Linked DNA regions of Homo sapiens: region 2 is linked to region 1. Evidence: chromatin contacts called from ENCODE Hi-C or POLR2A ChIA-PET data. All regions are on one chromosome and are shown on one strand. Each heading gives the region's core, a stretch centred on a gene start or an enhancer-like site at or near the end of the contact. The rest is flanking DNA. Distances are from core to core; before and after follow the strand shown.

Region 1 (4,562 bases), core at 1,266-3,765:
CCACCAGAAACAAAAAAATACCGCACTCAATAAAGGAATGGACACAGGTAGAGGACACAGGTAGAAATTCCTGGTTTCTGTCTCCTCCTCCTCCTCTCCTTTCCACTGAGTCCCTACCTTATGCCCCAAGTCACAGCAATAGCTCCTCACCTTGTAGATCCTATTTCCTTACCCCTTTAGATCCTGAAGGGGACACCTAACATTAACAACTGTAATAATGTGGCTGTATCAGAGTCCCATGTTCAATAACCAATAAGGGCTCTGGTCAGAAATCCTCACCACTCACATCAAAAATATAATTATCACTAACCTGTACTTTATTTGGAAACTACAATCACAAGCTTTCAAATCAGTTTTTTAAAGGAGCTTTCAAAAAGAAAAAGACCTTTCCTCACATCCTTTCTAGTTATCACAGCAAGTTTACTTAAAAAGCCCCAATACCCACAAAATAGAAAGCATTCAAGTACAATTTGTTTCCTCCCAAGAACACTAACAGATTAAGAGGGGAACATCTGGAGATGAGGGGGCGGAGGAGGAGACTTCCAATACAAGCACATTCATATCTCTTTGATTTTTAAACACTGAAATAAAGACAAAGCAGACCTTGAGCTGTACTTCCCCATCTTATCCCCCCCCCCAACAGGAACCTTGTTGAATACAAATAGCAATTTAAGAATTTACAAGACGAAATTTAGTTCACTATATTTCCTAAATATGAGTTCTAGAGGCCTTGTCTTATTTTCAAATCCCTGAATCTTATTTCTGATGATAAGGGGGACTAACCCTGAGGTTATTCACATGACTAAATCCGCATTTCGAGGAAAGCAAGGGCCCTAACATTTTGAAATATAGGTATTTTAATTAGGAAAAAAATCTAAGAATCAAAGATACTTGATTCCAACCATGTCTCACCCCACCCTACCACGCAAAAGCATTAAAACCACAGGACCCACAGACATGACCTTTCGTTTAATACTACAGTATCGCACAATTATAAATGTGTGGGTATTTCAAAAGGTGGTCCAAAAGGTGGACTGGGAGAGAGGATTAAGAATAAACTTCCTGACAATGACTGGACAGACACAATGGACATTCGATGAAGTTCTGAAAAAGGACTGGAGAACCCATTAGGGGCAAAAGAACAACGAACAAAGAGGACCTACTAATATTTCTACATAAACCCATTTATTTAAAACGGAAAAAAAGAAAGCAACAGGATCTTCAACCTTCATAACTCAAAAAACCCAGCCTCAGCCGAGCGCCTGGAATAGGTTAAGATCCCCCACGAAGTACAGACCAGCATTCCGAGCCTGCAGAGTCAACCAAAATACAGTTACTGAACACTATTGGAAATAACTTTATTTCAACAGGTCTTCCCATTTGTCATCACGGTGCGCACAAACTGTAAAGTCATCGTTTTTACAAACGGGGGGACGGAGGCTCGGGCTCTACAAAGGCTCGAACTCTCAGAGTCGTGGCCTCCTGGTTCTATCCATCAGAACCCACGGGTGATGGAGCCAGAGAAAGGTTACAGGAACTTCGAGATCTCCTGTTTTAAGTCTGAGGAAAGGGAGGGAGTGAGGATTTTCTGGGCCTCCCCAGAAGACGACGAGGAGGAAAAGCCCCGAAACCCCTCACTACGAGGTGCCGGCCTACGGGAAAGAAACCCGATCGCAGCATGGGAGCCTGCCACCGCCCGAAGACGAACTGCAGTGATTCCCACTCACCCCTCTCCCCCCACCATCATCCACGACTGTCCCCCACCTCAGGCCTGAGGAAGCCCATCGCTCTCAAAGGTCCTCCTTTGTGAGACTCCACGGCCGCCGCCCCACACGGGGCCTCCGGGGAAAAGCCACCGCCCCCACCCGCCATATTTCCCTGAAAGGCGCCCGCGCTACAGCTCCCGGTCTTCGCTCTCTCCCATGTGGCGGGTGCTGCTTCCCCCGTCACCCCACCCAATTGTTCTCCACATCCCAAGGCCGTCCCAGAAGCTCCCATGAGGGTGGCTCGTTCGGAGACAGCACCCGCCATCTCCTCCCCCTCCCCCGCCCCGGGACTCGCCCTCCCCCCAGCCGCCATTTTACAACCAACTCCTCCACCCCGTCGCCCCGGCCTCCCGGCCCGCGAGTTGTTTGCAGTTAAGGACGGCGAAGGGGTCACATTCCAGGGCATAGAGCCTCCCATCGCCCCGGGAGCTCCCAGGCCATTTCCTGCTTCCCGAACCCAAGCCCCCGGGCCAGGCTCGCAGACGATGCCGCCATTTTGTCTCCTGTTCCCGGCCTCTGTGGGCGGCGGCAGAGGGTCCGAGAATTCCAGCCCCCCGTTGCCCCCCCAACTCACCGTCGTATCGCTCAGCCTGCTCGGCCAGCTTCGCCTGGTACACCAGATCCTCTCGATCATCCATAGCGGCAGCGGCTCCGGCAGGGTCTGCGCGACGGATGGAAGCGGATAGTGTCTCCGACTCTCTCAGCCTCTCGCTCCGCGTCCGGGCAGCAAAAATGGCGGCGCCTCAATCCGGGACTTCCGCCTGCGCACGCGGACAACTGCTCAGCTCTATGGCAACCGCTCCCTGGCAACTGGCGCGGGGGGCGGGTCCTGGAACTCGGCGCCCGAAGCGGCTGGAACGAGCGCACGAGACGCCTCTCCTCTGTCGGCTCAGCGGGCGCCGGAGCCCAGAGGCGGGAACTGCGACTGCCGAAAGGGAGCGGCCCCCGGGGAACGAGAAGGGCTGAGGCGGGGCCGGCCGGGACTGCTCCTGAAAAAAGCCAGCGAGAGACCTGGGTCAGACCGGGGCCCGAGGCCCGACCTGCGGAAAAGAACGACGGAGGCTGTAACGGTTTCTGTCATGGCAGGTCTTCTTTCCCGAAATCTGAGGCTGTCACTACCGCGCCCTGGTTTTCTTTTCTTTTTTCTTTTTTCTTTTTTCTTTTTGAGACGGAGTTTCCCTCTTGTTCCCCAGGCTGGAGTGCAGTGGTGCGATCTCGGGTTACCACAACGTCCGCCTTCCCGGGTTCAAGTGATTCTGCTGCCTCAGCCTCTCGAGTAGCTGGGATTTCAGGCCCCCGCCACCACCCCCAGCTTTTGTATTTTTAATAGAGATGGGGTTTCACCATGTTGGCCAGGCTGGTCTCGAACTCCCGACCTCAGATGATCCGCCCCCCCTCGGCCTCCCAAAGCGCTGGGATTCCAGGGGTGAGCCACCGCGCCCAGCCCACGTCCTAGTTTTCTCGGCCAAGCCTGGTCATGGGCCTTTTTCAGACACTTTTAGACTCAGGGTAACGAACCGGGCCCTGGCCGGGCGCGGCGGCTCATGCCTGTCATCCCAGCACTTTGGGAGGCCAAGGCGGGAGGATCACAAGGTCAGGAGTTCGAGACCAGCCTGGCCAATATAGTGAAACCCCGTCTCTACTAAAAATACAAAAAATTAGCTTGGCATGGTGGTGCATGCCTGTCATCCCAGCTACTCAGGAGGCTGAGGCAGGAGAATCTCTTGAACCCGGGAGGCGGAGGTTACAGTGAGCCGAGATCCTCCCATTGCACTCCAGCCCAGGCGACAGTGTGAGACTGTGTTTCAAAAGAAAAATTATATATATATACAAAAATTAGCTGGGCGTGGTGGTGCATGCCTGTAATCCCAGCTACTCCAGAGGCTGAGGCAGGAGAATCGCTTGAACCCGGGAGTGGGAGGGTGCAGTGAACCGAGAGCACACCATTGCACTCCAGCCTGGGCAACAAGAGCACAACTCTGTCTCAAAACAAAGAAAAAGAAAAAAAACGAACTGGGCCCTGTTACAGTTGTCAGGGACAGGGGAGCTCCAGTTTTCACGCCTCAACTTTCCCCTCACACTGATCTTTGTCTTCTCCTGTTTAACCTTTTTCCCTCCCTAGGCCCACTATGAATAGGAGCAGGGAATTTGTTAGATGAGGGTGGTGTGGAGTACATGGTACAGAAGAGTTGGACCAAGATCAAATAAAGATTGTGGAGGCAGGAATAACTCAGTGAACATTGCTTCAGCTTCTGGCGCTTGGGAGGCCCATGCGGAAGGATGACTTGAGCCCAGCCTGGGCAACATAGCGAGACTCCATGTCTATAAAAACGTTTTTTTTTTTTTTTATTTGAGTCGGCATCTCGCTCTGTTGCCCAGGCTGGAGTGCAGTGTCGTGATCTCGGCTCACTGCAACCTCCACCTCCCGGGTTGAAGCAATTCTCCTGCTTCAGCCTCCCAAGTAGCTGAGACTACGGGCACATGCCACCACACCCGGCCAATTTTTTGTATTTTTAATAGAGACGGGGTTTCACCATGTTAGCCAGGGTGGCCTCGATCTCCTGACCTCGTGATCTGCCCACCTCGGCCTCCCAAAGTGCTGGGATGACAGGCCTGAGCCATATCTTAGCAGTTTCAGAGGCTGAAGCAGGAGGATCTCCTGAGTCCAGGAGGTTGAGGCTGCAGTGAACTGTGATTGCACCAGTGGACTCCAGCCTGGGTAACAGAGCGAGACCCTGTCTCAAAAAATAAAGTGGGGAGAGGGAGGGATCTTGCCACGTTGCACAGACTGGCCTT
Region 2 (4,562 bases), core at 815-3,314, 1.1 Mb after region 1:
AATCACTTGAATTCAGGAGGCCGAAGTTGCAGTGAGCCAAGATCACGCCACTGCACTCCAGCCTGGTGACAGAGCAACACTCCGTCTCAAAAAAAAAAAAAAAATTAGCTGGGCGTGGTGGTGGGTGCCTGTAATCCCAGCTACTCGGGAGGCTGAGGCAGGAGAATCACTTGAACCCAGGAGGTGGAGGTTGCAGTGAGCCAAGATCGTGCTACTGCACTCCAGCCTTGGTGACAGTGAAACTGTCTCAAAAAAAAAAAAGAAAAAGAAAATGTTCTTTCTTGTGATTCTGGCAAGCAACAAAAAAAAGTAAACTAAGAGTAATTTCTTTAAACTGATGGAAAATATTTTCCCAATTTATGGGGGACATGTGACATTTATGCGGTATTTGTTCCACGCATAGAATGTGTGCTGATCAAGTCAGAGTATATGGGGTATTCACCACTTTGAGTATTTTTTATATCTATGTATTGGTAACATTTCAAGCCCTCTCCTAGCTATTTTGAAATATACATTGTTGCTGACTTTAGTCACCATATCCTAACAGTGACTTCAAGAGACAGTGGCATGTTAGGGCTCTGCCACACATTAAGGAAAATTCTACAGACTACATAGCTGACATCAGTGCACACACAACATAATACTCTGAATATATGTGAAACAAATTAAATTACAGACATGGCAGATTCGATTCATTTCCTACATTATTCAACTTTTCTGGTCAGAACAGATACAGAATGAGTAAATACAACCACTTCTTTTCTAACTAACCTCCCAATATAGGCAATGAGTTCTTAGCTAAATATAACCTATTCTTCAGAGTTTAACTGGGCATCAATTCTTTTTTTTTTCTTCTTGTTGAGACAAGGTCTTCCATTCTGTTGCCCAGAGTGCAATGATGGAATCATAGCTCCCTGCAGCCTCCAACTCCTGAGATCAAGCAATCCTCCCGCCTGAGCCTCCCAAGCAGCTGGGACTACAGGTACAGAGCACTGCACCTGGTTAATTTACTTCATTTTTTGTAGAAAGGGAGTCTGGCTTTGCTACCCAGGCTCTAGCTTCAATTTTCTACACAGAATTTACCCATCTGGCATTCCATATATTTTACTTACTTTAAAAAATCTCCCGTCAGTAAGTTTCAAGAGGGTAAATATTTTGTCTGTCTTGTTCACCGCATATCCCAACGCCTAAAATAGGGCCTAAGAGAGTAGGCACTCAAGTATTTGTTGATTGAAACCACGATAGAACTCTTCCCTGTCTGGACCACCGACACAAAGCACCCTCACTGAGTTTCAAAAAAAGCTCAGCCCATGGACTGGAACTTTTCTTCCCGGTTACTTGAGTCAGTCCAGAAAGCCACAGTTAATAGTAGAACCCTGAGAATGAGGCTTTCCCTTTTTTTTTTTTTCTTTCTCATCTCCATGCTTCTGTTTCCTTGGTTCCTCTTGACCATTAACCCTCTTCAACTACCACTCTCTTGATACACAGCCTGTAAAACAGTCTAAATTCCAATTTCAGAACTTCAAATTCTTTCTGCACAGATCCCTCCCACTTCCACACCAATCTACATCTTCTCTCTTCGCCTTCTCTCATAAATCCGACGTTTCCCACTAGTCCTGCCACTGCCGTTCTTTCCATGCCCTCATTTTATCAGCTCAGTTTGTCTTCCCGCCTCAGTTTTGGATCTCTCTAAACCTCCTAAACACCGGGGAGTCTTTCCTACTTCAGTCCTAGTCTCTATTCTATTCGCCAACTCCTCCCACTCATCCACTCTCAACACCCCCGCGTGCGCACACACAGCCACATCAGGTCTCCCCTCCTAGACCCCGAAGTCGGCACCTCACTAGCCCAAAACTCAAGAATGAGGAACCCGTGTGATCCACGGGTTAAGTGACCCATGATAGTAAATCTGCGTGAGAGATATAAGTGACCCACCTCTGAGGCCGAGGTTCCTGCCAGACGTCGTGTCTGGCGTGGGCCTGTACAACCCTAGAATCTTAAAGCAGCCGCATAGCGAAGCTCCTAGAAACGCAGATGATACGCTCCCAGCGCGCCGCCATCTTGTGAAGCCATCTAGCCTCGTGATTGGACACATCCCTCTCGCGCGACCTGTGGCTGATCTTGAAGAAAGAAGAAACCCTCGCGACACCTGGGGTTTGCTGCTCCTAACAGAAGGCGCGGGGGCGTGGTGACGAGCGGAGTCCTTTGAGGTATGGCAGGAGGAGGACATGCGTTCGAATTCGCGAGAAAACTTATTTAAAAGAAAAAGAAACAAGTTTTCCGGGCCCTGCTGCAGACTTACCTCTCACACTCACTGGGATTGGGCAGGTTATGAAGATGAGGGTACGAGACTTGGGTGTGATGGCGTGCAGTGAGCCCTTTTTGTGCAACAGGTGTGTCCTCAGCCGATGTCTCACTCACTGAATTGTAAGAGATATAAGCCTGTGGGTTGGGGAAGAGTACTCTCGTTTACAGCGAAAGAACTGAGGATCCGGCCGGACGCGGCGGCTCACGCTTGTAATCCCAGCACTTTGGGAGGCTGAGGCGGGCAGATCACCTGAGGTCAGGAGTTCAAGACCAGCCTGGACAACATGGTGAAACCCCGTCTCTACTAAAAATACAAAAATTAGCCGGGCGTGGTGGCGGGCGCCTGTAATCCCAGCTACTCGGGAGGCTGAGGCAGGAGAATCGCTTGAATCCGGGAAGCGGAGGTTGCAGTGAGCCAAGATCGCACCACTGCACTCCAGCCTGAGCGAAAGAGCAAGACTCTGTCTCAAAAAAAAAAAAAAAAGGGGGGGCCTGCCTACGTCCTCGTCGTTAATGTGAACGCTTCTGGCAAACTATTACCATAAAATTGGGAGATAGTAAGGATTAAGGAATGGAGACTTATACACAAGTGAGTACCAGTAGTCACCCAAGGAAAGCTGAGGAGGTGTTTTCATAATCTGTTGTGTAACAAACCGCCCCAAAACGTAAGACTTAAAACAACCACCATTTTACTTGCTCACAGTTCTGCAATCTGGGCTGGGATTAGCCCACCCGTTCTGCTGGTCTTGCCAGTGGTCATAGCAACAAGTGGGGGCTGGTTCCGCTGAAAGAACTGGGTCTCTCTCCCTGTAGTCCAAGTTCTCTCCCTGTCCACGTGGCCTTTCCATGTAATTTGTCTAGCAGAGTAGGATGACATTTTTTTTTTCCCCCGAGATGGAGTTTCTTATTGCCCAGGCTGGAGTGCAATGGCGCCATCTCGGCTCACTGCATGCAACCTCTGCCTCCTGGGTTCAAGCGATTTTCTTGCCTCAGCCTCCCAAGTAGCTGAGTAGCTGAGATTACAGGCGCCCGCCACCATGCCCAGCTAATTTTTTGTATTTTTAGTAGAGACGGGGTTTCATCCTGTTGGCCAGGCTGGTCTCAAACTCCTGACCTCAGATGATCCACCCGCCTCGGCCTCCCAAAGTACTGAGATTACAGGCATGAGCCATCGTGCCCCGCCAGAATACTTCTTACATGTTGGCTCGGGGCTCCCAAAAGGGCAAAAGTGGAAGCTGCCAGGCCTTCTTAAAGCGTAGGTGCAGAACTAGCACCTTGGCTATATTCTTGGTTAAAGCAAGTAGAAGGGCTAGCCCCAATTCAAGGGGAGGGGACTATGCCAGGGTCCCTTCCAATACTGGAAGGCATGGTTCATTTCAGCAACCAATGTAACATATTACCACAGAAAGTTTTCCATCTTTGGTTGGTAGTGGCTTTGATACTAGTTATGGCATTTTATTTAGTGCATGCTGCTGGAAAGGTAAAAGAAAAGATGGCCTCGGAGATAGGACTGGTGGGGTTGAAGTGATTGTATTTAAGATATTGGTAACTTTCTGTTAGCTCCAAAGAGCAACCCAGTTTACCTGTAGGTCGGGCCAGAGAGACCCTAGTAGCACTGCAGCTGGGAAACCTGGCCTTTAATCCTGCCCCCACCATTTACTAACCCTGTGAGTATGGGCAATTTGCTTAAACACTTGAAGGCTTAGTTTGCTCAATATTACAAAATAGGATAATAATCTCATGGGGTTGTGAGAATTAAATCAGATAATGCATATAAAACAGCAGAATGTCTAGTATATAGTGAGTTCCTAATAATAATAATATTGTTCCTTATAACTTCTCTGGTCAGTTTTTTTTAAGTATTCCATAAAGATAAAACATTTTAATAACTGAAAATTTTTAAATAATTTAAATAATACATAAAGATATCAGAAAGACAAAAATTATCTAAAATCTCACCACTCACAGCCAAGCACCATCAAATTTGGGTAACCTTACTACTAAACCTCTATATCTCATAAGGATATATAACCAAATAATTTTTATACAAATAATAATATATATTTGTATATATATGTAATTACATATATATACACACACACACATGCACATATACTCAAATATAACTCTTGGAGATTCTTCCACTTCCAACAATATAGCTCTTTATTGTTCTTTGTGATAGGTGCACAGTATTCCATTGAATGCATATAACACTTTTTTTTTTTTTTTTGAGACAGAGTCTCTCTGTCGCCCAG

Evidence for each region. Hi-C counts contacts between places; a loop is a spot of excess contacts on that map. ChIA-PET counts read pairs that join two places held with the same protein, here RNA polymerase II (POLR2A). Pooled maps may share reads with other maps.
Region 2: a loop to region 1 is called in a pooled map, with 5 times the contacts of the local background. The contact joins the promoter of METTL16 here to the promoter of YWHAE in region 1. A Hi-C loop is called at or near these places in 1 of 50 pooled maps. POLR2A ChIA-PET finds 5 or more read pairs at or near these places in 2 of 52 experiments (B cell and activated T-cell).

What each region holds. Positions count from the first base shown.
Region 1 is chr17:1,397,707-1,402,268 of GRCh38, forward strand. YWHAE (tyrosine 3-monooxygenase/tryptophan 5-monooxygenase activation protein epsilon) reads right to left here and starts at 2,516. Exons shown (of 6, transcript NM_006761.5): 1 at 2,341-2,516. The coding sequence starts at 2,404. RefSeq lists enhancers at 1,101-1,738, 1,739-2,376, 2,377-3,014, 3,957-4,562.
Region 2 is chr17:2,509,824-2,514,385 of GRCh38, forward strand. METTL16 (methyltransferase 16, RNA N6-adenosine) reads right to left here and starts at 2,065. Exons shown (of 10, transcript NM_024086.4): 1 at 1,936-2,065. RefSeq lists enhancers at 1,936-2,145, 2,216-2,265.